Regions from separate parts of the Homo sapiens genome. Here region 1 is linked to region 2. The links are chromatin loops, found by intact Hi-C in ENCODE. Cell type or tissue: B cell. All regions are shown on one strand. Each heading gives the region's core, and the rest is flanking DNA. Links, peaks and the distances in the headings are about the cores only. Region 1 overlaps LOC107986081 (a long non-coding RNA gene). Region 2 overlaps LOC124909489 (a long non-coding RNA gene).

Region 1 (15,089 bases), core at 4,554-12,553, 220 kb after region 2:
GACACCTCCCCTGACTTCTCTCGCTGTGTGGCCGTGCTCACCACTTCCAACTGCCCCAATCTGGGAAGAGAGTCTCTCTGTTCATCTGGAATGCTGACGGGCCTCAGGAGCTGAGCCCCCTGCTGACTGGCAGATCAGGCCAGCTTAGTTGTCTCCTGGGGGATCCAGAGCAAGAGGTCCACAGGAGGAGCCTGGATGTGAAGGCAGATGGTGAAGGCTTCCCAAGTTTAGCCCAGATCCCCTTTGTTTGCAGGCCCCTGCACCCTAGCTGCAGTGAGTGTGGCTGCTGCCACAGCTGTGTGGATACAGGAACCATCTAACCCAGGAGTCTTGCTCACCCCAGTCCCTGCAGCCACAGGCCCCAACCCCGACCCCCACCACACACAAGTGATCCTCCCTCCTCCTCAGCCACCCAAAGTGCTGGGATTATAGGTGTGAGCTACCATGCCCAGCCTGCAGCCCTTTGTCTTAAGCCCAGATTAATGCCTGCTCCAGAGCTCCTGCAGTGGGAATGGGACTGCAGATAGACCCTGCCCAAGAGAACATCTTAGTTCTGTTCCTTCCCCCACCCCAGCCTCCTCCCTCGCTGCCTTCTCCAGTGAGCGCTCCCTCAACCAGGCACCTGCACAAGAATCCCTGTCTCAGGCTCACTTCTGGGGAACCTGACCTGAGAGACCCTGCAATGGCCACATTGCTTCTCCTCTCTACCCCAACCCCCACCAGACTGTCTGGCGCCAACATTTCAGACGCTCTGAATGGCCTGCCTTCGTCTACTCTACTATGTTGCTTCATCCCAGCCGGGCTTTGCAAACGCAGTTCCCTCTGCCTGAAATGTCCTCACCAACTTCTCATCCCAGTGAAAAACCCATCTTGAATATAACCCCTTTGTGGCACTTCCGCTGAGACACCCAACCATTTTGCATCTGCACTGGGCACTGAGCACATGGATCAGGCACCATGACTCTTACTTGTTTGGGAGGTGGGGTAGGGCACTGCTCCCTGTGACTGAACTATGAGCCCTCAGGACCCTTCACCGCTGCCAACATGCCCAGCACCCACCAGGTGCTGCATTGTGCTGGCTGGCTGCTGTGAATAATTTGCCGGCCTCCAGGTCTGCCCATCAGTTTGTCCCCACCCCTCTGTAGGCCTGCAGTCCTCCTCTTTGGCACCTGGACCTGTCTCCTTCGAGCCCACTAGGTCATATCTCCTGCCTGCTGCATCCTTGGGAGAGCCTTGGAAGAAAACAGAGCCTCATGGGGGTGGTGGAACTGGCCCCAAGCCACACAACCAGCAGGACAGAGAAGCAGAACTCTTGACCCCAAGACACCTTTATCCAAGATTGCCTAGGCTGATCTTGAACTCCTGGACTCAAGTGATCCTCCCTTCTCCTCGGCCTGCCAAAGTGCTGGGATTACAGGTGTGAGCTACCATGCCCAGCCTGCAGCCCTTTGTATTAAGCCCAGATTAAGCCCTGGGTCACTGCAGCTGAGGAAAAAGCGGTTGGCTCTACCAGAGCTCAGGAGAGGCCCAGTGTAATGGTGGGTCTTGTGGAGAGAAGTGGACCCTCTCGCTCCTTGTGCACCTGTTGCCAACAGCCCAGGCCCTCACAGACGTTGCCTGCTTCCTCTTCAGAGGAGGGAGGCACCTCATATTGTACCAGTCAGGCTGGACAGGGAGCAGAATTCACCCTGGATGGTTCAAATAAAGGATTTAATGAAGAGGATACTTCCAGAGGAGTGGGCAGGGTTAAGGGGACAGATGGGGATGTTGAAGCATCCAGAGACCAGCACCATCAGGAAACTGTTGCCACCCCTAGGACTGAAAGGACAAAGGGGAGGAAAGACGGTGATCTGAGCCTGATGAGAGGAGGGGCTGCAGTGGAGCAGAGCAGGCAGGAGGCAGGCAGGGGGAATGACCATCCTCACCGCTCTTCACTACCCCAGTCTCCTGCCCGCATCTCCCATGGGTCAAACCCAGCTAGAAGTCCAGCAAGAGAGCCTGGAGTCAGCCTCTAGGACAAAGAACAGGGCCATGAAGAGCAAGGAATGGGTCTGGGGGCAAGTTGAGAATGACCTACTCCAGAAAGAGATGATGCCTCCCTTTAATGAGCCAGCAGTTGGTGGCATCGAGGACCATGGAGATATGGGTTCCCTGGAAAAATGCAAGGCATGTTCATGGCCATCTGAGCTTCTCAGTTTATTCCCCTTCCTCTTACTGTGTTCCCAGAGGTTACTGAAGGGTGAGCCAGTGGGGCTGCCATCACTTCTTTGTCACAGGGCCCAGGAAGCAATGGAGACTGAGCCTGGTTGGCCAGCCATTGGGTCAAGGTGCAGACCTCTGCTAGAGGCTGCGTTGTTTTCAGAACACTAGGGAAGGGGGATGCTGAGGTCAGACTGAGATAGCCTGGTGACCTTTTCTTCTCCTCAGTCCACTGGACACCATGAAGCAATTCCACTGCAGCTCTTCCCGAACACTTCCATCTACTTGGTCCAGCCCATTAATGATGGCACAGTGAAAGAACTTATGGAGACACTCCCTGACTTTGTGGTATTTGGCTTAATTTCTGGGTAGGAATGGAAGACTTTAGAAGGGTTAACACCCTCGTGATTGGTGGAAGCTTGAGGTAGTTTCTAAAAGAGAGTCAGCTTGGAAACAAAGGGCATGTATCTGCCAGACAATTCTCCAGTGAACAGCAGGAAGCAAGACGGACCTACAAGTCGGGTGACTTGTTTCTTCTTACCCCCCTCCCCTTCCTCCAGGTCATTGGGAAAGGAAATGAAAGGCCACTAGCATGGTATTGAGGGGCATATGCTTTTGTCCCTCCCGATATTAATATCTGCCCTCCCCCATGATATCCTAATGAATGCCTCCACATCAGGAAGAATATTACAACCAATACACCATGACAGTTGAGAGTATCTAAAACTAGATGTGCAAATTCCATTGATTTTTATTTCCTATTTTGAAAAACTTTTGCAAAGGAAGAGAGAAAGCCCACAGTCTGCAAAGGGAGCAGAGGATGGTGGACACATAAGGATGGGGGACTTCTCAGGTCTCCAGCATTGCCGCAAGGAAACTGCACAGCCTCAGAGGGGAAGGACTGTGGGGTGCCATTATAGCCCCCAAGGTCCAGTCTATAAGGTCCTGAGGCCCCACCACCAGGTCAGTTTCCAGTGGCCTCAGCAGGCTTGTTTGCTAGGCATCACAGAGTGAGCTGATGATAGAAGGCTCCTCAAAGAATGCTGTGTTCTCACCAGACACCAGGACCATGGCATGCCTTCGGGGAGAAGGGAATAGAATTCTCCTTCAACTCCGTAAGAGCTCAGAGTCCAGTTTCATTTATTTCTTATAGAATAAATAATATGTTTCTTCCATATCTGTGGTGGCTAATTTAAAACCACCGTACACTGACTGTACCCTACATGCCCTAGGCCTTGTGCTCATGCAGGAAGACAGCAGCGAGTGATGGGTTCAGAACCCTGGCTATGGAATCTGACTGCCCGGGCTCCATTTCCCGAGATTCCACTTAGTAGCTGGGTGCCCTTGGTTCACTCATGCTAGGTAACCCAGCAGTTTTGAAACTGGAGAGCAGAAAACTCTTCCAAGGGGTACACTGGCATGGATAGTGTGGCAGACTATAAAAATGGCCCTAAGTTGGCACCACTCCCTGGAGTCTATGTTCCTACCCATTGAATCTGGACAGGCCTGTGACTTTCTTGGGCCAGTAGAATGTGGCAGAAGTGAACTAATGCCAGTTCTGAGCTGAGGGCCCAGCGAACCAGTGCACAGAAGAGTGGTTGGAGTACTTCCTCCCTTCTCCCTCCCTGCCCTGGGCTGCCGCCTGGACAGTGACTTCCTCTCCACCAAGCTGCAGCTCCCACTGGACCCTGATGATGCTGTTTCTTCTCTGGCCCATTAGCCCTGAGTGTGGTGTCTTATGCAGGGTTCTCCAGGAGAGACCGAGAGATGAGGATTTGTGTGAATATGCCTTATTAGCAAGTGTTCCCTGGAAAATCCAGGAGGCGCGTGGAAAAGCAGGTCAGGTGAGGGTGTGAGGGCATGGAGGGCTGGTGTGGAGGCCACACATTAGCATGTCCCCATCAGAGACAAGGGACTCTTTCATCAGTCCTCAATCAAATGTTGCTCAGGGGACACTTCTAGCTATTGGTATGCACTGGCAACACGGGGCTCCAAGGGCAGCCCCCTGGTAAAGAGACCAAGTGCTGGCTGCAGGGCAGAACTCACTGCAATCTCCACACTTAAGGACACCCCCACCTCCAGCTTTTGTTTCTGAGTTTTAGCATTCGCCAAGGTAGGCAGTAAGGAAGCATGGGTTTCATATCTCCAGAATAGTGCAGCCTTGCACAAAAAGCAGAAGAAATGGTTATCTTGGAGCAGTTACTCCTTTCTGCCCTGGAAATCTCTCAGGAAAGGAAATATAAAGTACTCTGTTACCTTCTTTAAGGGAGGAGGGAGGAAAAAATTAATACCTCTGAGTTATTCTGCCACAAATGTGTGTTGAATGGAACTGACCTATTCGAGCATGGGCCCTGGGTTCAAATTCTGACTCTTCCATGTTCTAGCTGTGTGATCTTGAGCTGGTTGTTTAACCTCTCTGGGGTCTCTAAAACAGAGAACAAAATGTCATTTGTAAAATGGGGATAACAGTAATAATAATAACCACTTCAGAGTGGTTGTATTAAGTGAGTTAATCTATGCAGAGAGCTTAAAATGATGTTCTGCATGGAATAAGCAATAAGCACTGTGCAGGTTTTAGCTGTGGCTATTATTAATCATTAAAACAGCTTTTACGATTTGAATTTGCATGTTGTAAAGTTTTCTTCTTCTTTAAAATTGCTTTGGATGAGCAGACAATACTTCCTACCTTAAGCAAATCAGAGTTTATACCCTTTGCCCCGACTTGGTGAGGGCAAGATGTTACACGGATGGAATCTGGGGTGGGTCTTTTAAGGTGACGTCTGCATAGGGCTGAGGGTTAGAAGGTGAGTCCAAGTACACAGCAAGACCCGTGCTTTCTTGCTGCTTACCTCTGTGAGACTGAAACTTAAAGACAGAGGTGGAGGAGGGGTGCTTTCTAATCGTGGGCGCCTAGGCGCGTGTGGCTGCCCCTCCCTTCTCAGCCTGTGGGTTGTGCCCACTAAGCACATTCGCTTTCCTCCTATTAAAGCGAAATGCTGCAGGGCTGAGGGGTTCTCTGCAGAGAAGCAGTGAATCAAGAGGTTAGCAGTGTTTATTGATTTAGTAATTCGCACGCACTTTTCCGGATAGATTATCTTCCCGGAGACTCTGACAGCAGCAGCCAGCCGATAATGCAATGCGGGGCTATAGGGCTTGGGGCTGCGGAGGCAGCAGGGGGGCGAGTGGGGGAGGAGAGGAGCAGAGAGGCCAGAGGAGGATGACTGAGCCTGGATAAGAAGAGGAAGGAGTATGGTCTGCATCCTCCAGGATACAACAATGAACATTTCTTCAAGGTGCCCCCAGAATCCCTGTAGAGATGAAGGCTTAGTCCCCAAGCTGTCCTGCTGGGAGTGCTGCCTGGAGCTGCCCTGAGACACTAGCCCTCCTGGAGACACCAAGGCCACACCGCTCCTCAGGAACAGTGGCATCCAATGACTAATCAACACCGGGACACACAAGTCCTGCAGACCCCCCAAGTTAGAACATTATGCAAGCCCACCCAGCTTCAGAAACCCCCCAGCCCCGGAAACCTCCTCCCTCTACCTAGCCCTGCTTCCTTCTCCTCCTCTCCACAGGTATGGATCACAAGAGCATGCCTGCCCTAGTAAAAGTTCTGTAGGCTCTGTCTGCTCCTCCTCTGTCTGCTCCTCCTGACTCATGGCCCCTGTCTGAGTGGAGCTTCAAAGCAAAGCCACCAGTACTGTACAGCTTTTTTTACTTTTGTTGCTACAGAGTGGTTTTTATACAAAGTGGTATTGTGAGATTAGGGAGATCTGTCCCAGTGGACTCTCTTCCTCTTCCACCTTATTTCTTCCTCTGGGCCTGCCTCACAGCCCCAGGACTTCTGTGGTTCAAGCTTCCTCCCATTAGGAAAGAAAGCTCTGGACCAGCTGCTTGGTCCAGGACCCGCTTGGATGTTACAGCTCCTGGTGAAGCTGGGCCAGAAGAGGACTGGCCAAGTGTGCAGTGTTGAACCAAAGGAAATATCTGCAGGGTGAGTTTCAGATACCAGGAGCAGGCAGCAGGAGGTGGGAGAGTTCATTGGCCCCAGATCATTTATATGTTCTAGCTTTTCCTTCCTCTACACCTTTGCTCATTATCCTACTCCAGTCACGAACTCATCCAAGGATAGACATGTCAGACAGTATGCTGGTATCAAGAACTCGAGGAAGACTCAGTGACAGATGGCCCTGCCCCAGACTACCTGCCTCTCCATCTTAGGGGAGATGCGTGTCTGTCTATCCATCCATCCATCCATCCATCCATTCATCCATCCATTCATCTATTCATCCATCCATTCATTACTATCCATCTATTCATTCATCCATTATTTACTTAATAATTACCTATCAAACACCTACTAGGTGCCATTAGTTTAGATAGATAAATGATAGATAGATAGATAGTCACTGCTGAGTTTTTTATCTTTCTTTCCCACTGACACCCCACTGAGGGTAGGAAAAGTGTCTATCCCTCTGGGAACTGTTCCTCTGGCCCAGTGAGTGGTACTGGCAGTCACTACTATCAATGTGGTGCGAGGAGAGATGGTTGTGGGGAGAGGGTTATCCTAGAAGTCCCATGGACGCAGCAGCATCTAAACTTGACCTTGAAGGAAGCATGGGCTTGGGGTTGGTCACAGGGGATCGCCTGGACTATCTGTCCTGCCAAACCCTAGGATAGGAGGCAGGCAGGAGAGTGTCTGTGTTGAGGGTTGTGGGGGAGACGAGTCCAGCCAGGACGCCCTTAGAGAAAGCATCCCTTCCTCTCTCCATTTACCATCTGGAGTGATGGGCACACTCATTCAGTTGCCCCCTCACTTGCTCAGACACAGGCTGCAGTGTGAAGGGCTTCCTGGCTACTAAGCCTCTTTAGCCAAGTATCCCCTGCCCTCTGAGCTCAGAGCTCCCAAATTCGTGCTGTGCTTTCAAGAGCCTGATTCACCATCCCTGCAGGTGCTTCTGGCAGTCCCTGGAAGGCGTCTCAGTTGTGGCTCACACACAGCCCAGCTGGCCATCGAAACCCGTAGGTCTACAGTACGGTCCTCTTCTCGCACTCAGTCCTGCATCCTCTGTGCCCCCAGGTTCTGCCAGCCGCCATCACTTCCTGCTGTCTTCCATCCCTGCCTCTGCTCCAAGCTCTTATTTCTCAATCAGTTAGGAACCTGGCAGGAGTCAGAAACTTCTAGTTATTTGAGGAGAGACAATTTAATGCAAAGAATTGTTAGCTGTGGAATTGAAAAGATTTAAAAGAGTACTTGAAGTTAGAACAAAGGCAGCAGCTGTAGGCAGCAGCCACCATCTCTGGGGCTGGAGACAACAAAGGAAGAGGTTAGGATTGTTAAAAGATTTGGAAGTTTTGAGGAGGGACCTGGAAGATAACTGGGGGTGAGGCTGGAGAGGCAGTCAGCTGGTGTTCACATTTCCCAGCTCATGAGACCCAGAGCTCTGAGGAGGGGATGCTGGGCAGCTTGTACGATGTCTCTGGCCAGGGAGTGGTTGATACATCTCATTCTGCAAAATGGAAAGTGGAAAAACTGCAATGTGGATTCACCAGCTGCTTTTGGAAGGAGCTGCTGCTGCCAGGGAGAAGAAGCCTTGCTGGGTGCTGCTCACAGAAGCAAAAAGCAGGCAGGGTGGAGCCGGTCCCTGCTTCCTCCTCCAGCTTCCATTTTCTCTAGCACCCCCTAATGGCAGAGCCTGTCAGGGAGCCACTGGCAAAGGAGAGCCCTGGTTTGCAGAGTCCTGCCCAGCATGGCAGAACCCAGAGAAGAAGGGCTGAGTTACAGCCCAGAGATATAGCTTAATACCAGCACTCCAGATGCTGAGGTGGCACCCCAGAGCCCCAGGGCGACAAAGCCAGAGAGACCTATGATAGTAGGGAGGATGATCTCTCTTATTTTACCCAAAGAGCTGCTGTGGAGCTCTTTCATCTTTCAGTGCTACAAGTAGGACACAGAAATGGGTCCTTGAGGGTGGGTTTGAGGACAGATGCAGATGAGTGACACCAGGAGGAATGCAGAAATCTGTCCTCCCTTCTAGGGATGGAAGTTGTGTAACAGGGACAAGCTTGTAACAAAACTGAAACACCCTCTAGAGAGAAATCATCCTTAGAGGTAAATCGACTTCTAGAGGCACATTTGACCAATTTGCCTAGCTTTTTGGAACCCCAGCAGTGGACAGAGCTGAGAGTCAAGGTGGGCCCATACAGCCACAATGGTGCTGTGAGGCAGGCAGTCAAGGGCTGTCCTTCCATTTCTAGAGCTAAGGAAACTGAGGTCCAATGGAATCAGCTTGTCAGATAAGAGGGTGGTGTTAGCTAAAGTCCTGAGCTGTTAGCGTGTTGGTTACTTGATTAGCTGATCCTGGCAAAGGAAGATGAAGATCCTGCTGGGCTCCCCATCAATTAATGGGGCTAGGAGCTCAGGCCAGCCTACACGCATCAGACTCCATGGTAGTGCTGGCTCTCCATCAGCACAGCCCCAGGTCGGGAACCTGAGGGCATGGACAGGCGCATCCCGTAATGGGCTGCTAATTGCTCTGATTGCAACTCCAGGGCAGTGTTTCTGGAACGGCAGAACTCTGACAGAGGAGGAAATACCAGCAGAACATTTTTGATGAATAATTCAGTGAGCTGAAATGGGAAATGAGAAAGTTTTCTTTCCACTAAAGTTGAATTTGAAAAAAAGAAAAAGAAAAGAGAAAATAATAATAGCAGCAAAGCTGAGCATTCTGGTCTCCTCACAGGAAAACTTCTTTGCATAACCATGAAGGACTGCTCTCTATGATCCACTCACCCCATCCACAGGACAGAAGCAGCGGGAGGAGCATACTCAGGTCACCTGGAACCGATGGTAAATTTGATTTCATCCCTTCCACCTTCCCTTTCAAGCATTTATTCTATAAATATTAATTGGGCAACAACCCAAAGCCAAGCACTGTGCTGGGTGTTAGAGATTCTGTAGTGAAGAAAATAGATATTGTTCTTGTTCTCATGGAATGTGTGTGTGGGCAGGGGCGGGTATTCAGACATTAGATTGAAAGTAACACTAGCCAATGATCTACAATTTGATACTGTATCAGTCAGGATTCAACCAGAAAGGGAGAAACTGAATATGTAGAGCAGAGGGAATTGAATGCAGGGAATGTGTTACTTATCTGGGTAATGAAAGTGCCAAGAAAGTCTGGGATAGTGGAGGAACCCAGAGGTTCACGGCAGGAAGTCCTTCAACAAAGGGACAAAGAGAAGAGGTGATGTTATCAGAGTGCAGGTCCCGGTACCATCTGAGGAGAACCGGAACCAAGACAGGAGCTGCCCAAGGGAGACTGAGACCATAGAAAAGGGGGTGCCTGGTGTGAGTGGAAGACACAAGGGGATCTTCAGCCTTTGGGCAGGTAAAATCAAAACTACAAGAGAAGGAAGAAAAACTTCACCTTCTCTCTTCCTCCTGCCTTTTTTATGTCCATCAGTACTTCCCAAAGGTTTAGCCACTGCAGAAGTCAGAAAGCAAGGTAGTCTGGGAAAGCAAGTCTGATCACAGGGGTCACTCCCCAGAGATATAGAGCTGGCCAGGGAAAGGGTGAGGCCATAGATCTGAGGGCAAACAGGCCAGGAAGAACCAGCATTCATTATCTGAAGGAAAAGAATAGTCCTTGGGGGGAGAATGAAAGGAACAGTATTATTAAATTGGGTGATCCTGGGAGGCCTCTTTGAGGCAGTTAAGCTGAAACATAAAAAATTACAAAGAGCTATCCAAGTAAGAAAGGGAGGGGAAGATGGGAGAGGAAGAGCTTCCCAAACATGTGCAAAAGCCCTGAGGCAAGTGAGGGGTGAAAGGGAGAGTGAGGAGAATTGAGGGTGGAGATATGGTTAGGCCCAGGTGACATTAAGGAGTTGTTTAGAGTTTCAGAGAAAGAAAAATTTACACCTGATTGCCTTCAATAGAAAAGAGTTTTTGAAAAGGTTTTCTTTTGTCTTTTAGAGACAGGGTCTCACTCTGTCCCCCAGACTGGGGTGCAGTGGCACGATCATAGCTCACTGCATCCTCAAACTCCTGGACTCAAGCAGTTCTCCACCTCACCCTCCTGAGTATCTGGGACCGCAGGCATGTACCGCCACACCCAGCTAGGTTTTGAAAAGTTTTTTTAAAAATTCACATAGTGTCTGTTTACTCTTACAAAGCAAAAAGGAAAAACCTTCCAAATGTTCCAAGAATATGTAAGCAAATTTCCTTTTGAATGGTGTGATGCTGTATTTACAGTAGTTCCCTCAGAACAGACAAAGATATTCCCTCACAGAATCTGTGAAGAAATACTTAATACAGTAGATTGATTCTTCTGGAGCAGTTTTTGTTTTTGTTTTCCAGATCCGCTAAGTGACCATCTATGGAAATGAGTAACAATTCTTGACTCCATTTCGCGTCTGCCAGTGACATGGCTGGCTTCTATTCCCTACCCTCACCTCCTATGAGACCCCATCAGGCTGATTTAAATGGCTGTGAAAGTGTGACTTGTTTTAAGTGCATCTAAAACCACACTTGTATGCACAGTTAATCTTATTTTATGCTACTTGTGAATACATTTTAATCTCTCTTACATTTTAATCAGATGAAATTTTTAGGAAGAGATTGTTCCATAAAATGCAAACTTCCATGGTGCTTAGTACAATGTCGTGAAAACACAAATGCATGAATATTTTATGAGTAATAATTCAGCAAAGAAATGTTTAATATTTTATTCAAAAATATTTGAACTGTATAAGTAGAATTATGCTAAGTGATATGGATATTAAAAGATTATTAGGTGATTTTATTTCTAGCCATGATGGAGTAACTGGGACTAGACTTATCTTCTCACTGTTAACTAAAAAAACAAACCAAATATATAAGGCAAGAGTTTTCAGACACTGGGCAACACCGAAAAAGATAGAACAAAATGAGCTTGTTACCACCCTGACTTTCTGTCTGGAGGCACTTTCTGCGGGAAAGGTGATCTCAAGTAGAGCATAGCTCTTTCGGAGTTGAAGAAATGAAATTGCAGTTCAGAAATGCTGAAGGGGCTAGAATTTGCAAGGCAGAGTACTGGAGAGGAAGAAGCTGCTTAAAGAAATAGCTCCAGAAAATTGCACAAGATCCCCTGAATCTGTTACTGAACACTAAATCATATAAGCATAGAGTGAAGATCCACAGAGCTGAGAAAAGAGCAACCAGGGAGCTGTAAGCTGAACAGTTTGCAGAGCTCACATGTGGCTGACAGACGACCAAATTCTGACTAGCTAGAGTAAAAGAGCTCTCAGACTCTCAGGCCTTCAGTGGAGACCTCAGGTGAATCACATCTTAGCAATGGGCTAAACAAACTTAGAATTCAAGCTATTCATGACCCACCCTAAGAAAGTTTAAAAGATTAAAAACAAACCTCAGAAGGATCAAGCTGATCTGCCAATAACTGCATGCCATAAAAAGTTCAACACCCCTTAAAGGTACACAAGAAAATCCAGCGCTCAATGAAAAATTCACAATATACATCATCCAGTCAAAACTTATTAGATATATGAAGAAACATAGCAATGTAGCCCAAAACCAGGAGAAAATTCAGACAGTGGAAACAGGCATGAGGAGATAGAGATTGCGGGATTAGCAGACAAGATCTTTAATAGGATTTTCAAGGATTCAAAAGAAGGCAGAAACACAATAAGGATTGAAATGAAAGATACAAAAAAACAAATAAAACTTCTAGAGATAAACAATAAAATATCTGAAATAAAAAATTCACTGGAAGAGATTAGTGGCAGATTAGACTGAAGAAAAAATGTTTACTGACCTTGAAGACGCAGTGATATAAAATATTCAAAATGAAGCACAGGAGGAGAAAGAGCCAAAATAAACAAATAAAGAATAAAATTGCAACTTATGGGACAATATCAAGCAATCTGACATATGTATACAGTAATCCCAGAAGGAGATTGCATAGACAGAAGAAAATTGAAGATACAGCCAAAATTTTCCATATTTAATGAAAATTGTAAACCCATAGGTCCAAGAAATTGAATGAATGCCAAGCAGGATAAACACAAATAAAACCACACCAAGACACATTACAATCAAGTTTTTAAAAACCCATGATTGAAAGAAAATCTTAAAACAACCAGAGTAGAAAAATACATTATGTCAAGAGGAACAAAGCTATGAACTTCACAGACTTCTATTTCGAAGCTATGCAAACCAAAAGAAAACAGAGTAATATGGTTAAAATACTGAAAAGGAAAAAAACTCCATCAACCTTGACTTCTATACCCCATGCCCCAATCTTTCAAAAATGAAAGCAAAATTAAGCATTTTTCCTTAGAGAACAAAGAAGTTAATTTGTCACCAGCAAACTTGCATTACAAAAGTATGTTGGGGTAGCTCTTAAGGCAGAAATAAATGATATGAGAAGGAAACTCATATCATCCCTCTACCCAAAGGAATAAAGAATGTTAGAAATAGTAAATACATGGATAAATATGAGTAGTTTTTTTTCTCATTTTTGTTGACTGTATAGAGTAAAACACTAATAATATATTGTGTGGTTTATAGCAAAGGTGTAAACAAGATGTGTGACAATAATATCACAAAAGATATATGGGGAAAATGGAGGTATGCTGTGGTAAGGTTCTTCCATACTATGCACAGAGTGATTTAATAGGATTTCAATATACACTGGAATAAGTTAAAAGTATATTTTGTGAACTCAAAGTTTTTAAAAACACAAAAACCAATAGGTATAACTAATAAGCCAATAGTGACAGTATAATAGAACATTAAAAAAATACTCAGTCCATAAGAAGTCAGAAAAAGAGAAAAAAATAGAAGGAAGAACAGATGGGACAAATAGAAAACCAACAGCAGGATGGTAGCTTAAATCTAACTATATGGATAATTACATTGAATGTAAATTGGCTAAGCGCTCCAGTTAAAAGGTAGAAATTGTTAGACCAGAATTTAAAAAGCAAAGCTTATCTATGTGCTATCTATAAGAATTTAAAAACACATACACCAATGGGTTAAAAGTTAAAGGATGGAAATGTGATATCATACAAACCCTAATAATGATAAGAAAGCTAGATAACCATGTTAATATCAGACAGAGTAGGATTCAATACTAGCAATTAAAGTAATACCAGAGATAAACTGGGAAAATTTGAAATTATAAAAGGTTCAAATCAAGAAATCATGATGAATCATCAAGAAATCATGAAAATCCTACATATATATCCATCTAATAACAGAGTTTCAAAATATGTAAATCAAGAAAAGACAGAAATGAGAAGAGAAATAGACAAATTCACAATTATGTTGGGAGACTTTGCTTCAGAGTCCCACAATTATGTTGGGAAACACTCTTTTCTCAGAATCCATGAGGCCAGGGAAGACTTGAAACATATTACCAAACAACATGACTTAATTTACATTGGTAGATCCTGCCATCCTACAACAGTAGAATATGCCTTTCAACTGCACATAGAACATTCTCCAAGATAAGCCATGTTTTGGACTATTAAAATTCTCAATGAATATGAAAGGATTTACTTAATACAGATAATTTTTTCTGACCAGTTTGAATTAAACTGAAAATTAACAACAGAAAGATATCTGGGAAATCCCCAAGTATGTGGAAATTAAACAACACAATTCTAAATTGCCCACTGGTCAAAGAAAAAAAAATGACAAGATAAATTAGAAATGAAAATTTCACTAGAAAGGCTCAATAACAGATTTGAGATAGCAGAAGAAAGGACCAGTGAACTTGAAGCAAGATCAGCAGTCACACAGGAAGAGATTGTCTTTCTTCTCCATCTAAATGTCATAACGGAATGATGGCTAGGATGACTGCAGCCATCTTTCTTTTTTTTTCCTTTATTTCTTCTAAAAAAAATACGGATACAGGTGTAGAACGTGCAGGTTTCTTACATAAGTATACATGTGCCATGGTGGTTTCCTGCGCCTATAAACCCAACCTCTAAGTCCCTCTCCTTACACCCAACCCCACAAAAGGCCCTTGTGTATGTTGTTCCCTTCACTGTGTCCATGTGTTCACAATGTTCAACTCCCACTTATGAGTGAGAACATATGGTGTTTGGTTTTTTGTTTCTGTGTTAGTTTGCTGAGGATGATGGCTTCCAGCTTCATCCATGTCCCTGCAAAGGACATGATCTCATTCCTTTTTATGGCTACATAGTATTCCATGGTGTATATGTACCACATTTTCTTTATCCAGTCTATCATTGATGGGCATTGGGTTGGTTCCATGTCTTTACTATTGTAAATAGTGCTGCAATAAATGTGCATGTGTCTTTATAGCAGAATGATTTATATCCTTTTGGGTATATACTCAGTAACGGGATTGCTGGGTCAAATGGTATTTCTCGTTCTGGATCCTTGAGGAATCGCCATACTGTCTTCCACAAAACTAATTTACATTTCCACCAACAGTGTAAAAGCGTTTCTATTTCTTCACAACCTCATCAGTATCTATTGTTTCCTGACTTTTTAATAATCACCATTCTGACTGGTGTGAGATGGTATCGCATTGTGGTTTTGATTTGCATTTCTCTGATGATCGATGATGTTGAGCTTCTTTTCATGTTTGTTGGCCATGTAAATGTCTTCTTTTGAGAAGTGTCTGTTCATATTCTTTGCCCACTTTTTGATGGAGTTGTTAGGTTTTTTCTTGTAAATATGTTTAAGTTCCTTATAAATTCTGGGTATTAGACCTTTGTCAGATGGGCAGATTGCAAAATTTTTCTCCCATTCTGTAAGTTGCCTCTTCACTCTGATGAGTTTCTTTTGCTGTGCAGAAGCGTTTTAGTTTAATTAGATCCCATTTGTCAATTTTGGCTTTTGTTGCAGTTGCTTT
Region 2 (15,089 bases), core at 4,515-12,514:
TGGACTTAAATATAAAACTATAAAACTTAGAAAAAAAGCATGAGAAAATCTTCAGATTATGGGGCTGGGCAAAGAATCCTTAGGTATAACATGACACTATAAAAGAAAAAAATTGATAATTCGACTCTAACAAAATTAAAACCTTTTGCTCTGCAAAAGACTATTAAGAGGATGAATAGACAATATATAGACTGGGAGAAAATATTCAGAAATCACATATTCTACAAAGGATTATTATCTAGAATATACAAAGAACTCAAAATAACAAATAATTCAATTAGAAAATGGGCAAAAGACATGAACAGACATTCCACTGCAAAGGATATATAGGTAGCAAATAAGCACATGAAAAAATATTCAACAGAACTGTCCATTAGGGAAATGCAAATTAAGACCACAATGAGATATCACTACACACTTCTTAGTATAGATAACAAAAAACAGTGACAGCACAAAATGCTGGAGAGGATGGGGAGAAACCACCTCTCTCATACATTGCCTGTGGGAGTGTAAAATGGTACAGCCACTCTGGAAAACAGTTTGGCAATTTCTTCAGAAACTAAACACACACTTGCTATGTGACCCAGCAATTGTATTCTGGGCATTTGTTCCTGAAAAAGTATGATTTATGTTCACATGAAAACTTGTATATAATAGTTCATAGCAGCTTTACTTGAAATAGTCCTTAACTGGAAACAACTAAAATATCCCTCAATAGGTAAATGATTAAACAATCTGTGATACATCCCTACTATGGAATACTACTTCACAAAGACGGCACAAAGTACCGATACACACAACAACCTGAATGGCTCTCAAGGGCATTATGGTAAGTATAAACATACTCAACATATGTTGTTGAGTATGAACATGTACCTCACTCACTTATACCTCCATCATTCCAAAAGAAGGCCTTCTACCTTGATGATTTTTTAAAAGTATGATACATGTTTATCCTTAAAAAAGTAAATATAAGGCACTACCCCATGTCTTCATTCTACTATCCTAAACAGTGGTAAGTCTTGTGGCATAAACACACAACAGTGAGTGAGTTACAACAGTGACCAGGCCTTGATGCACCACTATACTTCCCAGCTGCAGCACTTCCCTGCTTTCCAAGGTGTCTCTGACAAAACATTGAATGTTAACCTCAGGGTGGAGAAAATATGTTACATATAAAACATATTACAATTAAACAATTTCAGTTAACTTTAAAATAACTTGAACAATTCAAACTCAGTATATTATGTAAATATCTACCTATTTGAGAATCCCTCGCTCTTCCCAACTCCCCTGGCCTTTCTGCTATGATGTATGGTGCAAGGCATTTTTAAAGCATTGTCATGAATGTTGGGGTGTTTCAACCAATTAATTACCCTCTGCAAGTCATAATGTAAATTCCCTTTGCCATTAGGGAAACAGCACTGAAAAGTTATCGGTTATATTATTAATTTCCCTTTTAACCTCTGTTCTTCTGCTAAATCATGTCTTCATGGTGCCTATTTTAGGGCAGACTTGTACCCATCCATGTACAAAAAGGCCACTGCAGACAGTGCAACCTTAATTAACATTTTAAGATTTACATCATATCACACAGTGTGTTAGGCTTTTTGAGGGGCCTTCACCTATATCTCTTTGGAACCACATAATAGCCCTGTGAGGTAGGCAGAATAGAAATAGTCTTAATAAATGAAATAGTATTATACCTAACATTTCACGTTTAGATAGTGGATGAGTCAGAATCTGAAGCAGAGATTTCTGCCTCCCATTATACCATACTTATGTGTTCTAGAAAGCATATTGGTGGGGACATAAACACATTATTTATTACAGTCTTATAAAAAAAAAAGGAGTGGCTGATTGCCATGACAGCTGTTTCATTTTGTTCTTCCTGCTTCACATAGTACTTCAACTTTATACCTGTTGTCCTTAAATGTAAATTTTTAAAAAAATCAGTAGAATGTTTTAAAAGACCTACTGTAATCACTGGTAGAAGAATTCTAGAATAAAGGAATTTTCTGGCCCCAAAGTCAATGGCATCCTTAATTTTAAAAGAATTATAATAATCTTTTAAAGCCAAAACACATCCTTGCTTTTAGAAAGAAAATCTGGTTAAATACAACAAAACAACTACAATGGAATCGTGAAGTCTTCATTACCATTGCTTAAAAGACAGCAGATTTACTAAGTCAGACAAAGAGTATAAGCTCATATACTGCTTAAAGCTTTAAACTGCCTTCTTGGTGAGAACCATGACTATTAAAGCTTGTGTCTGACTGACTGTAGAGGGAAACTGAAGCTGCAAAATAAATGTGTCAAAAACAAAGTAAAAAGCAATGGGAAAAGTATGGAAAACAGTGACCTGTAGAGCCTGCTAAATACAAGGGGACTAGGATGCAGGCAGGTATCATTCTGAATCAATCTCTTCCCAATGCTGCCTCGGGAGGTCTGTTGAGATCAGTGGTTCTCGAACGTGGCTGCACAATGGATTCATGTGGGCTGTTCGACCAAGTATTGATGCCTGCATCCCTTGCCCCAGAGATTTGATTTATTTAGTCTAGGGTGAGTCTGGAAGAGGGTTTCTAAAAGGCCCTCCCTGCCCCAGGTAATTCTAATGTGCAGCAAGGTGTGAGCCCCTTAGCCCTAGGCACTATAGGTTGGGAGGCATTCTCCACACACTTCCTCCACCCTGTGCCTGGCCTTGTAATTACTGCAAACCTGGGGATGAAAGAGCGTTGAGAATGTGGGAGCCAGAGGGCCTGCCTTCCCAGGAGGGGTGGGTGCCCACCTTTACAGGTGAAACCTGTTGTGAAGCATCTCAGGAAGCCCTGCGCACTCACAGCTCCCCAGATCCAGGGGGCTCCTGTACCTCTGTGTTAGAAAGGGATCCTGAAGCAAAGTAGAAAACTGGCAGTGTCCTCTGTGTCTCCCAAGGAGCCAGTAGCAAGGCAGAAATGTGCTAAAGATGGGATCCTAATAATTTCTTTTAAATTTTTAGGAGCCCCATTTATTTTTCAAGAAAAAAAAAAACAAAAGTTGGCAAGAGTTAACAATTCATCACTACCCAATCTGGATTTAGGAATCAGACTTGGCAGTTCATTGGCCAAGAATTACATTTTCCCACATTGACCTCATAACTAACATCATGGCTTAGAAATTTTTCTTTTGAGTTAGGATTAAGGGAAGAAAGTGTCCCTCTCTTTTTTTTGAGACGGAGTCTCACTGTGTCACCCAGGCTGGAGTGCAGTGGCGCGATCTCAGCTCACTGCAAGCTCCACCTCCCGGGTTCATGCCATTCTCCTGCCTCAGCCTCCTGAGTAGCTGAGACTACAGGCACCCACCACCACACCTGGCTAATTTTTTGTATTTTTAGTAGAGACGGGGTTTCACCGTGTTAGCCAGGATGGTCTCGATCTCCTGACCTCGTGATCCACCCACCTCAGCCTCCCAAAGTGCTGGGATTGAAGGCATGAGCCACCGCGCCTGGCCGTAACTGTCCCTTTCTTCCACTACCACTGTGAATGAATTCTGATACTTTGGGTCAAAGAAGCAAAAAACTGCATACCCCACAGATTACATGAAGTCCTGTTGGCTGAACAGAGCAGGAAAGAAGGCAAAGACACGTGGAGGACAGCAGTAACCCATTGCGGCTATCCACAAGAAGCTGTTGGAAAAAGCTGTCTCTGGAGAGGAATAAACTTCAAGCTTTTTGGGCCTAGCCCAAGGGGAGAGGAAAATGGAGGCCAGAAACTGACCCAAACAAGAGATCTTACAGAATTACCTATGATCAGCATCATCTGACTTCATCATCTAACAGAAAAAAGGCTTGGATTAGGACCTTCACATAAAAAGGCTAAAATCACCAAGGCTTTCATCTTTCTCATGATTTCCTCCCTCCCCTCTTCTCTGGCAGTTATTAAGAAACACGCCTGTAATCCCAGCACTTTGGGAGGCTGAAGCAGGAGGACTGCTTGAGATGAGGAGTTTGAGTCCAGTCTGGGCCACATACAGAGACCCCATCTCTACAAAAAAAAAAAAAAAGTATTAGCTGAGCATAGTGGTGTACACCTGTAGTCCTAGCTACTCAGGAAGCTGAAGTGGGAGAATCGCTTCAGCCCAGGAGTTTGAGGCTGTAGTGAGCTATGATGGCACCACTGCACTCCAGGCTGGGCAACAGAGCAAGACCCTGTCTCTGAAGGAAAAAAGAAAAAAAAAAAAGAAACAGACAATTAGAGAAACAGCAGCAGCCCATGATCCTGGCTGTTCCCATTCCAGCTGGTGAGTTGGGAGCTGCCCACATGTTCCAATTGGCCTTAGACCCACCATCCGTCTCCAACTTGCTTTGCATCTGGAAGGTGACTTGTGTACTTCATCACCTTTGATTCTTCCTCTCCCAATTACATATTACTGTACTAGTTCTTCCCCAGTGCATTATTCATTGAGCATTAATCCCCTTAAAATTAGTCTTTGCAGGGAAACTTTGCTTTTTAAAAATCAGTATGCGTTTAATAAAGGCAGTTGGTCCCAGGTTTGCTGATGGGCAAGTGGCTTTATAAACGCAAAAGCAAGGCTTCCCTGTCTCTCTCCGCTTGCACTGCTGTCCTTCGTCTCTGCCACTTGGTGAAATCCATTTTCTGCCTGCCTTGACTAATAGACTGTCTTCAAAAAATGGAAGTTAATCCTTGAGCAACACAATGTTAAACCTCCCAAGGAAGAATTAAATATTTCAGAAGAGAAGGTGGTAAAAAATGGCAACTGCTATTTTAGAATCTTTGAAAATTTAAGTAGAAGAGCAAAAAATAGAAAGTGGCTTGTACTTGGTACAACAGATCTAAGTTCACTTTTATAATGTGCAGGATTCTTAATAATGTGCTGGAAGATAATGAAAGCAGCAGCATGCTTGCACACAAAGCATTGGTCCTGCCAGCCCCCAGTACAAAGAGGGGACCTGGCTGCTCCAGTTAGAGGGACCATGTGCTCGAGTTTCCGAGGGCCCAGAGACTGAATCCCCGTTGAAAATGTGATTTGAAGAATGAAAATTGACCTATTTTCCTTCTCCTCACAGTAACGTAACGAAAAGCAAAACTTTTCCTCTTGGGAGGAGCATGCTCTGGAGTCTGATGCCTTGGGTTGGGGTCCTGGCTGCCACAGTTACCAGCCCTGTGGCTCTGAACCCTGCTTGGCCCCTCTGTCTCAGCTGACTTGCATGAAAAGCAAAAACATGATGGACGAGCCTGCCTGGTCGGGTGGGCACGAGGGTTAATTGGGAGGCCGTGTGTCTTGGTGAGCGGCAAACAATCAATACATGCTAGATTATGATGACACAATAGTGACACGGACTTAACCTGGATACATCTTTTATCACAGAAGTACAAAGAGAAAGCACTCTTTCCTCTATGGACTGAGGAAAACCAGGTAATTGTAAAAATGCTGCAATCATTTTTCTATCCTGTGCTTTTACAATCCAATTTATTGCTCTGCTCCTCACAGCTGCTTTCCAGAGCCCACAGACCATGGTTAAAACATATTACCTGGAATCAGAATAGCAGGTTTGAGAATTATGTATTTATGGCTACCTTAAAGAGGCACAAGTGATGTGCCTTCAATTGTTTTAATTTGCTATGCCTTGTTTCCCTTTGCCTCAGGGTGCTCAGAAGAGACAGGAGCTCCCTGGCATGACACTCTCTGGTGGGGCTCTGCACACATGCATGCATGTGGCTGGCTGGTGAGCTACTGGCTGGCCAGAGGCAGAAGGTTCTCAGCACTCACTCGCCCCTGTGGTGTGGTTGTTCCACCCTGGAGGCTCATGCCACCAAGTAGGGGCCTGTGTAGAAGGTTCTGGAGGCATCTCCATCTTCTACACCATGTAGGTGTAGGTTCAGAGGCTGATCTGGCCTGAAGACACCTGAATTCATTCATGGTGAAGGGGCAGCTCCCAGTGCTTTTCAAGCCTTGTGGTTTTGCAGATTAGTCTTGGTTCTCCATGAGAAGGGTTAACTACAATGAGGCAGAAATCTTGGGTAAAGAACGTGGCCACTTGAGAGGGCCTGCTGGAGCTTCACCCCTCACTTTACCACTTTTTAGCTGTGTGGCCTTGAGTGAATCCTGTAGCCTCTCCAGGCCTCAGTTTCTTCACCTATGACATGGAGATGATAAAGTCTATACCCCTGAGGGATGGGGGTGAGAATTAAATGAGAATGTCTCCAAAGCTCTGGGTGGGGGAAGACTCTAGATGTAGGCTAAAAGTAGAGGATCTAGACCTGGTTCTTCCCAAGCACACATGGCAACACTGCTTCAGGCCCTCAGACGCCGACAGACACTCTTCAAAATCGTAAGGGGGGGCTTCCCTGCCTCCACCTGCCGTGCCTCACTTCCTCAAAGATTTGCCTGAGTCCTACTGCCTCAATCCAATCTCATCTCAAATGCCACCCTCCAAGAGGCCTCTCCAGTTCCCTGCTGGCCAGCAATCAGCAATCTCTCTTTCCTTCCTCAGCTTTCCATGGCACGTTATAAAGCCACCATGCTGTGCTTTAGGGACATACGTTGTCACTGCCAGTGTCCTTAAGGCCCTAGACACAGGGCTTGTGCTTTATATATCCATCTGGCCTTTCCACTTCACCCTGTCTGTGGCTTGCTCTTAGAAGGTGCACAACAGACTTTGGTTGAACTGTAAATTTGCTCAACCCAATGAAATACCCCAGCTTTCAGAGACACCCCAGGCAGGGTCTGGCAGTTTTATATATGAGGTGCCTAACTCAATCAGACAGAAACGAATGCACCAGATCCAGACCCTCCTGAGACAAGCGACTGCTGCCGAGACTCCCGGGAACAGTGCTGCGGCTGGGCACCAGCTGAGCGCCTAAACACAGATTCCTCAGGGTCCCTGAAAGGTGCAGAGGGACCTGAGGCAGGAATGGGACTTTTCGTTAAAAGGGTGTGCCTTAACAAAAGCCCTGGATACAGATGTTTGTGAAACACTCAGAGGAGGGTACTAAATACCTAGTTCCACATTGGGACCATGTTAGACCAAGGTGTTTTAATTAAGGAGCGGTTCAAATCTGGGTCACCTGAACTTCCAAACCCCCATAGGATTGAGGCTTTCAACGAGTATATCTGGCTAGGATGCAAACAGCTCAAGCAGGCTCTAGCGCTGGAGAGCAGAGTTAGCAGTTTGGGTTCTGGAGCTGGGCAGGCCTAATGCCACTAGACCCAACTGACTACCCAGAGTCAGATGTATGGATCCATGCATGTCCCAGTCTTTTTCTCTGTGAAATGGGGAAGTGACTGTACCCCCATCTCACAGAGGCATCTGACATGGCAATGAGCTACGGCATATAGAGGGCTTGGTATAGCCTCTAGCACACAGTAACTGCTCACTGGTGATTGCTCTTATTAGGACACTGCAGCATGCTTCCCCCTGGGCTCTCTAAAGTGAAGGGGTGATTCCACTTGGAGTAAATTAAGTCTCCACAATCTAGCATGAGCCAGAGATTACAGGTGAACTTGTTTTGCTTGGTGGGTTTGAGAGGGTATGAAGAATTCAATCAGGAAAGAGAGAAGAAAATGATGGCTGAACCCAGGTATTTCTAGACCACGTGGGGTAACAAATGCTTCAATCTGCATTTTAGAAAGGAAGTTTAAGAACAGGCAGTGGAAGGGGGTGGGGGTGAGCTGGGGCTGGAGGGAGGCAGTTAGGTTTATCCACCTCATAGACCTTAGTGTGCAATATAAACTACCTCATGAAAATAACTACACCTCTAGCTCTCAACTTGTCACCCCAAGATTAGAACTAAATAATAATAATAATAATAGGTAGTGAGTGAAAGGCAGGTCCCAGTTTCTGACCCTTGGGAGTTGAGAAACCAGATGCTTGCCGGTTGTCCTCCCATCGGCTTCTACTTAGGGAGGGCCCAGAGCGAGGAGGGTCTGAGAAATCCCTATCCTCAAACGCGCTGTACTCTTCAAATCCAGTAAAACTGTAATAGGCCTCTTCAGTTAGTGAGCGCAATGGACGCTAGGGACCTGCCTTTTAAAAAATTTACTGGCAACAGACAGAAGGATGGGGACACCAGCCTTGAACTTAGTGGTGTTAAGGAGGCATTTATGGGAGTTCATGAAATGTCTGCCTCCATCTATGAACTTAAATCACTCCAATAAGTTGAAGGAAACCATTTCTAGTGTGTGAGGGGCAGGGAGAGAGGGGTGGTGGTAAAAAACCATGTAGTGTGAACTAGAGCACTATTTCAAGAGGAAGGAAATCAGCAAAGAACAAGGCCAAGCTATTTATGATGCCACTGCTCTTTTCAGGTAATTTACAATGTGCATGAAAGGTTTTGCCTCCAGCAGCACCTGCTTTTAAGTGACACCCAGTGTGTACCAGCAGAGAACATCTCCTGGAGAAGCAGGGCTTTATTTATTCAGAAGGGCAGCAGAGGGCGATGCGGCAGGATAGAAGCAAGCTCATTGCTACGCGGTGTGTTTTTTTCATGTAGATGTTTACCATCTGGTTCTTATACCTGCAACCATCTAGGCTCTTGTTTGTTTTATCCTAATCATTAGAAAAAGTCTCCTAGGACCTCACTACTCACAGTGGCTCCAGAGGCCGACAGCTCTTCACTGGAGAGCTGGTTAGAAATGCAGATCTTGGGCTCCCCAGACCTGCTGAATTGGCACAGACACTGAACAAGATCCCCACGAGTGCACACGAAAGCTTGAGGGGCCCTGCTCCAGGGCAAACCTTGCTAACATGCAGATTCTGAAGAATGGATTCCCACCAGGCTACTTGTTTAAGGAAATTATTCTCATGTACCAGTTGGGGCAGACTTTCAGAGAAAATAAACTAAGGGGAGGGAGAGTTTGCAAATTCTCATTCCTGTTGATTTCAAAAAAGCAAATCATAGGACAGAAAGGCTCATCAATTCCTGGGAGCTCACTGTGTACTCTTCATCATTATAACTTGGTCTTCATGGGTATCTCAAGTATATTTCTTCTTTTCTCTTCAATTATGAGTTTTCTTTTTCTTTTCTTTTCTTTTTTTTTCTGCTGGAAGGAGGACTGACCAGTGACATATCCTGTGACTCAAACCTACCCCTTTCCCATCTTGGCTGCTCTCCAGTCACCCCCGACTCCCCTCCCCCCACCTCCCATTACAGGCACCACAGCTGTGCTCCTAGCCTCCAACCATCACCTGCTGGGCTGCCCAGGACCCACCCCTTTCTGCTTCCACCATCTCCATTAACCTGCCGCCGTGTCTGGGCTACATCATCCCTGTCTCCCTCACCCTGCAGCTTGGTTGCGGTGTCTTCTGCTTGCCCCTCCCCAATCCCCTCTCCTCCCTTTGTCACCAGGCCCTGAGCTCCAGGAGGCTGACACGTGGTAGGGAGGGACTTCATCAATGGCCCTCTTAACTCCTGGCAAGAGGGGAGCGGGGTCAGGACACTGGGACCCTAGGCTCACTCTGCAGGGCCCCTCTCTACACAGGCCTCTCTCAGGTTCTGGTTATAGCTCCCTCCTCTGGTCCCTGCAGGCTGGCTGCCATGCTTACACCCCTGTACACAATCCCTTTATTAAACCCTCCTCAAATTACCCAGGTAAGTGTGCCATCTCTCTTCCTGGGCCCCTGACCACGGACACACAACTCTGCTACCCTACACACCTCACACTCTTGAAGGCCCCAATGGGCTTCTAAAAGATACATCCAATGGCCATTTCTTTCCCCTTCATCCTCTTCCTGTTGGATCTGATGGACAGTTCTCCTTGCATGCCCCCCAACACATCACATCAGAATGCCTGAAATAAGTCGCTCCCCTGACCCCCTTCCAGGGCCATCACCCCTTATCCCCTCCTTCACCCTGACACCAATTTCTACCTGCCATCAACTCACCCCCCACTCCTTGTCAGAGAGCCTCAGAATTGTGCAGCTGGGGTCAAGTCCTTAGACCCGCTGGTCCAACCCAGTGCAGGCACTGAAACCTGATGAGCAGCCTGCAGCTCACCTGGCTGGTTTACAATGTGGGGCACATCTGCCCCTCCATGTCCTCCCCATCCACACCCCATCTCTTGATTCTCTTGTGATATTCTCTTAACATCCTCCTTGATGGCTTCTCCACTGCAGTCTCTCATTCTAGTCATTCTACCTACTGTGGCCAATAAATTGTCTTAAAAACACTATTTGAACATATCATCCACCAGCTCAAAACTGCTTGGCTTCCCAGTTTGCACAAGCCCCTGGCCCTGGCATGCAGTGGAGATGTCCCTTTCCAGCTGTAGGGCAGCCTGCAGCCTCCTCACACCTGTAGGAATGAATCTTCCTCTGCAGCTCCAGTGAGTCACTGGAGCCCACCCAAGCCTCTCTGATCTGTCCCAATCTTAGGCATCCTTCTAGAGTCCAGATCTGGCTTGGAAAACCCTAGGGGGCTCTCCCTGAGGCTTCCTACAGTCCTGCATTTTTTGTCCCATTCATTTCCTACAGTCCTGTATTTTCTGTCTCATTTATCATTAAACAATTAATCATGCCCTACTTTTGGCTGCCTTGAACAGCTACAAAAGACACCCATTTAACCAGCCCTTGTCTGACACCCCCAGCCGGATTGAAGATCTCTGGAGACAGAATTCCTTATTTCATATATCTCTTTATCTCTCAGCATCTAGCAGAATGAGATACAAACAGAAAGCATACAAAGATAGAGTATGACCTCTGTTTTACAACAGGGGCATAAATGAATAAAAGATGGCAAAGCCCCTCCTGGAGTCTCTCAATGCCCTGTGCACCAGAGAAGGTGCAGTAAGAGGCAATCCCACCTCTGTTGGCCTCCAAACCACCCAAAATGAGGTTTCCAATTTCTGTTCAGTTTTCTATATAAATCGGGCCTCATTACAACTGATTAAATACATTGCAAATTCTACTTAAATGTAGATTATGATTTATAGATGTTTTTCTCCAAAGATGCTGAAGTGTTTCTATATCCTGACCCTCCTGGGAGACCTTCATGTGAGACCAGCGACATCACTTCTGTGCTCAGGTGCAAGCCACCCTGTCAACATCTTACCTGGAAGGTTGTAGTCACTTCCCAACTGGCTGCCTCTCCTTACCCTCCCTCAGTCTAATCCACTCTCCCCATTGCAGCACAAGGGATTTTTTAAAAAGAAAAGTTGATCATGTCATTCTCTACCACTCTAACCTTTCATCCCTCCCATAAGGATGGCTCACACTTCCCCAGCTCTCCCTCAGTCCCCCTCTACCTGGCAGCCTCAGTAACCTGTCCTTCGGGTTTCTGCCTAAATGTCACTTATCTGTCCACATGCCCATCTGCCTGTAAGACATTAACGAAGGGGCAGAGGTTTTGATCTAATCCCTCTGCCTCTGGTGCAGAGCATCATTCCTATGCAGAGTGGGTCCTCAAGGAGCCAGCTTCACTTTCCTCATGACAAAAACTAGCGATGGAATTCAGAGCCAGGTGAGTCATTCAAAGGGGCCTATTCTCTGACACACCAGGAAGTCTCATTCTTGACTCAAATTAATCTGAGCTATAATACCCAGAAACACCTGCTCTGTCCCTGCTGTGGAGTCCTCGGCTGGCCAGGAGGTGACAAAGCCAGGTGAGGAGTCCTAGCACCTACAGGGACAGCAGACACCTCTACACAGGCTCTTCATGGCCTCTCCAGGGAACCACTGGGTAGCTCTGGAGAAATTACTCAGATGATGGGCCTTCGTTTCCCTTTTTCTCTTCTCTTTACTTTTATTGTGGTAAGTGTTATATATATATATACACACACACACACACACATACATATATACACACACACATACATACACACACACACATATATATACACACATATACATATTACATAAGAATTACTACTGTAACCATTTCTGCATGTACAGTTCCGTGGCACTGAGTGCGTTCACATTGTTGTATAGCCATCACCACCATCCAACTCCATAACATTTTCATCTTCCCAAACTGTACCCCGTAAACAATAGCTTCCCACTCCCCTCCCCACAGCTCTTAGTAACCACTGTTCTACTTTCTGCCTCTGGATTTGACTACTCTAGGAGCCTCATATGAGTGGAATTATATATTTGTCCTTTAGCGACTGGTCTATTTCATTTAACATAAGGTCTTCAAGGTTCATCCATGTAGCATGTGTCAGAATTTCCTTCCTTGTGAATAATATTCCATTGTACAAATAGGCCACATTTTGTTGATCCATTCATCTGTCTGTGGACACTTGGGCTGCTTCCCACTTTTAGTTTTCCCTCTTGTACAATGGATTAAATCTTAATCTGCTTTAAAGACAAAAGCAAACACCCCTTCCCCCAGCCAACTGTAGCAGGGGCTGCCCAGCCCACGTCCTCTTGGCACCTGCTGGGTCCACCAAGGGCTTTGTGCACACTTGGACTCTTGGCCTGAGGCTGCTTTGGCCTGCAGGGTGGCAGGCTGGAAGTGCCTGTACATTAACAGTCCAGGAGTAGCCTAGACCCAGTGACCATGGGAGCTGGTGCGTGAATGCCCCACCCAGCTCCCTCACCCCTCAGGGGCTGCAGTGACTACTCTCCAGTGAATTCTGCTGTCCTGGCCTCCTTCCTTCCCTGTCTCACTCCCCCCTCCCCTAACCAGTGCTGCCTGGGCTTACCTCCCAGACACGCAACTTATACTGCTGGGGGAATCCAAACTAAGACACTAATCAACCATCCAAATATCTTATCCCTCTCTTCACACCCTCCTCTCCACCCAAGGTACTGAGGGCAGCACCAAGCTCATGCATGCACTGAGGCAGAGATGGAGGGGACACAAGATACGGACTCTCTGGTTTGAGAATCTCGTTGTTCACCCGAAGTGGTAACAATTCCCTGTCCCACCCAACAGCAAGCTGCAGGGCAGCCATCTCAGCAGGGGGATCTTGACCCAAATCAGTCAGGAAGTTCTGCAAATGAGCGAGGAGGACCGTTTCTCAGGGCTCCCAGCTCGTGATGGCAGCTGTGGGTTCCTGCTGAGACAAACCAAGTTGCCCTTCTGGCTCATGGCTGGCTTCACTTCCCAAATGTACCAAGTGGTGTCTCCATGTGCTGGGTGAGGCCACAACCATTCCAAGGCTGTCACCTCTGGCAGAGACCTGATGGGCGGTCAGATCCAAAGGGAATCCCACTCCTGCAGGGACGCTCACCCTACCCTCCTTCTAAGGACTCTGTTGTCCCCTTTGTGCCAGTGCAAGGGCACATCACTGTCTTACCCATGTTTAGGCAGCCAAGGGGAGAAGCAAACCAAGGTGAGGTATTGGTCCAGGCCAAACACCGAGTTGGCCAGGCCCAGCTGTACGGTACCTGTGACCACAGGGACAAGATCTGCTCACAGGATGAGTGCAGAGGCCCGAGTTTAACTCTGTGTCAACAGAGCCCAGCCTTCTCCCGCCTGCCTTGCTTTCTCCCTTCTGCAAGGCCCGTTCTGTCACACTAACCCTTTCCTAAAAACTGCAGAAGATGCAATGACATAGCCACAGCTCTAGTAATAACATAACAGCAAGAGAGAGACAGTGGGACTTTTAAAAGAGCAGATGTCCTTAACATCCATCTGCATCCACTATTTTTACTAGAAGTAGATTTCATGTAGTTAAAAGGTCATGGATCATGTTATCCCCCATCTTGATTCTGGTGTTTGGAGGATGACTGCTTTTCACTGGTTCAGCTGAGAATCTTAGCTGGGACCTGCCATGGTTATAGGGCCTGTGGACAGTTTTGTTTTAAGAAACAATCACTGATTACAAAATGGAGCTTACTAAATTCCACACAGCCAACCTGTGCCTCTACTTCTCCATCAGCTCACAATTTGTTCCAACCTGCCCACCAAGGCCAAGGCCTGATGTATTACGCTGGAGTCTATAGTAAAACAAAAACAAAAACAAACTGATGATGGGGAGGGACCTGCCTTCTGGGAGCCTCCAGTCTAGTAACAGGCAGACCAGCAAGAACCCAACAACCACAGCACTAACAGTGTGTCAGCTGCTGTCCAAATGCCTCACATCTACTGACTTCCTTAATACTATCAGCAGCCCTTGAGGAAGGTACTATTACTCTCACATCACAGAATGAGGCAACAACTCACCTCACTGGCTTCAATCACTCAAAGACACTTGGCTATCCAGTGCAAGCCAGGCTCTTACATTCTTAACACCTATGCTATACACACTGCCCAGAAGCCCAACCTGGGGGGTGATCTGTGCATTTCACATGGTCACCGAACTCTGAGTCCGTTCTCTCCCTTTCTGAGCCTCAGAACAGAGCTATCTGTCACAGGGAAGCCACAAGGAAAAATGAACGTCTGTTCACCTTTTTGAACATGCCATGCTCTGCTGACCCCTGTTCAGAGCAGTTTTGCATGAATAATGGCTAAAGTCAAGGTTTTGATGGAGAGAAACAAACCCCGGACATCTTGTGAAATGTTAATCAGGGTGTCAGAGGGCTCTGAGTTTTGACAGAGGTTTTCCCTGCCACAGAGGGCAAGCACCTGCCATCTTGCTTCCATGAGTCACTAAAATAGCGTTAGCCCCACCTCCTTTTATAAGTTATACATGTTAAAGTGCAAGGTTGCAACAGAACATAGCACATGTGTAGAGAAATATCCATTCACATATGCATGAGCACACATGCCTTCTATTTGGATGGGTTTTTTTTAATTCTTATTTTTTAATACGGAATGCTTCACGAATTTGCGTTTCATCCTTGTGACGGGGCCATGCTAATCTTTTCTGTATCATTTATTTGGATTGTTTTAACACAAAGAACCTGCACATTCTTCATCTTACGGAAGAAAAGACATGGACATTCCAGCCAGGCACTGTGCTGCGTACTTGGATGGACACAGATGGCTAGTCAGGGCTGACTCTGACTTGAGGTTCTCAGAGTCTAATAATGAGAAAGAAAGACCACTGGAGAATTCACTTTAAGACACTATGAGAGGAGTGCTCATTACATTAAAAAAAGGAGCTGCTGCTGGCCCTGCCAGGAGTAGAATGAGGGTAACTGGGAGTCAGGGAAGGCTCCCCAGAAGAGGAGACTGCTACCTGGGTCTTGAACACTAAGTAGAAAT

The links. Hi-C counts contacts between places; a loop is a spot of excess contacts. Peaks named below come from ENCODE experiments on the same cell type or tissue, not always from the same donor. Only the 100,000 strongest peaks of a DNase experiment are listed, where the experiment ranks them.
Region 1: a loop joins it to region 2, with 25 times the contacts of the local background. A loop is called at or near these places in 5 of 110 quality-filtered maps.

What each region holds. Positions count from the first base shown.
Region 1 is chr3:43,848,657-43,863,745 of GRCh38, reverse strand. It overlaps LOC107986081 (a long non-coding RNA gene), which reads left to right. Exons shown (of 3, transcript XR_001740673.1): 2 at 8,943-9,049. Among named protein-coding and RNA genes, the nearest start is that of ABHD5, 170 kb to the right of the region's middle. RefSeq lists enhancers at 6,696-7,195, 7,196-7,697, 8,523-9,024. In B cell, for the core only: a CTCF peak has its summit at 7,903 (motif pointing left); a DNase peak (open chromatin) is centred at 7,875; H3K27me3 peaks cover 2,828 bases.
Region 2 is chr3:44,070,783-44,085,871 of GRCh38, reverse strand. All of the region lies in intron 2 of LOC124909489 (a long non-coding RNA gene), which reads right to left. It also overlaps the pseudogene RNU6-367P. Among named protein-coding and RNA genes, the nearest start is that of MIR138-1, 36 kb to the left of the region's middle. In B cell, for the core only: no CTCF peak of the experiment used is centred there; a DNase peak (open chromatin) is centred at 8,441.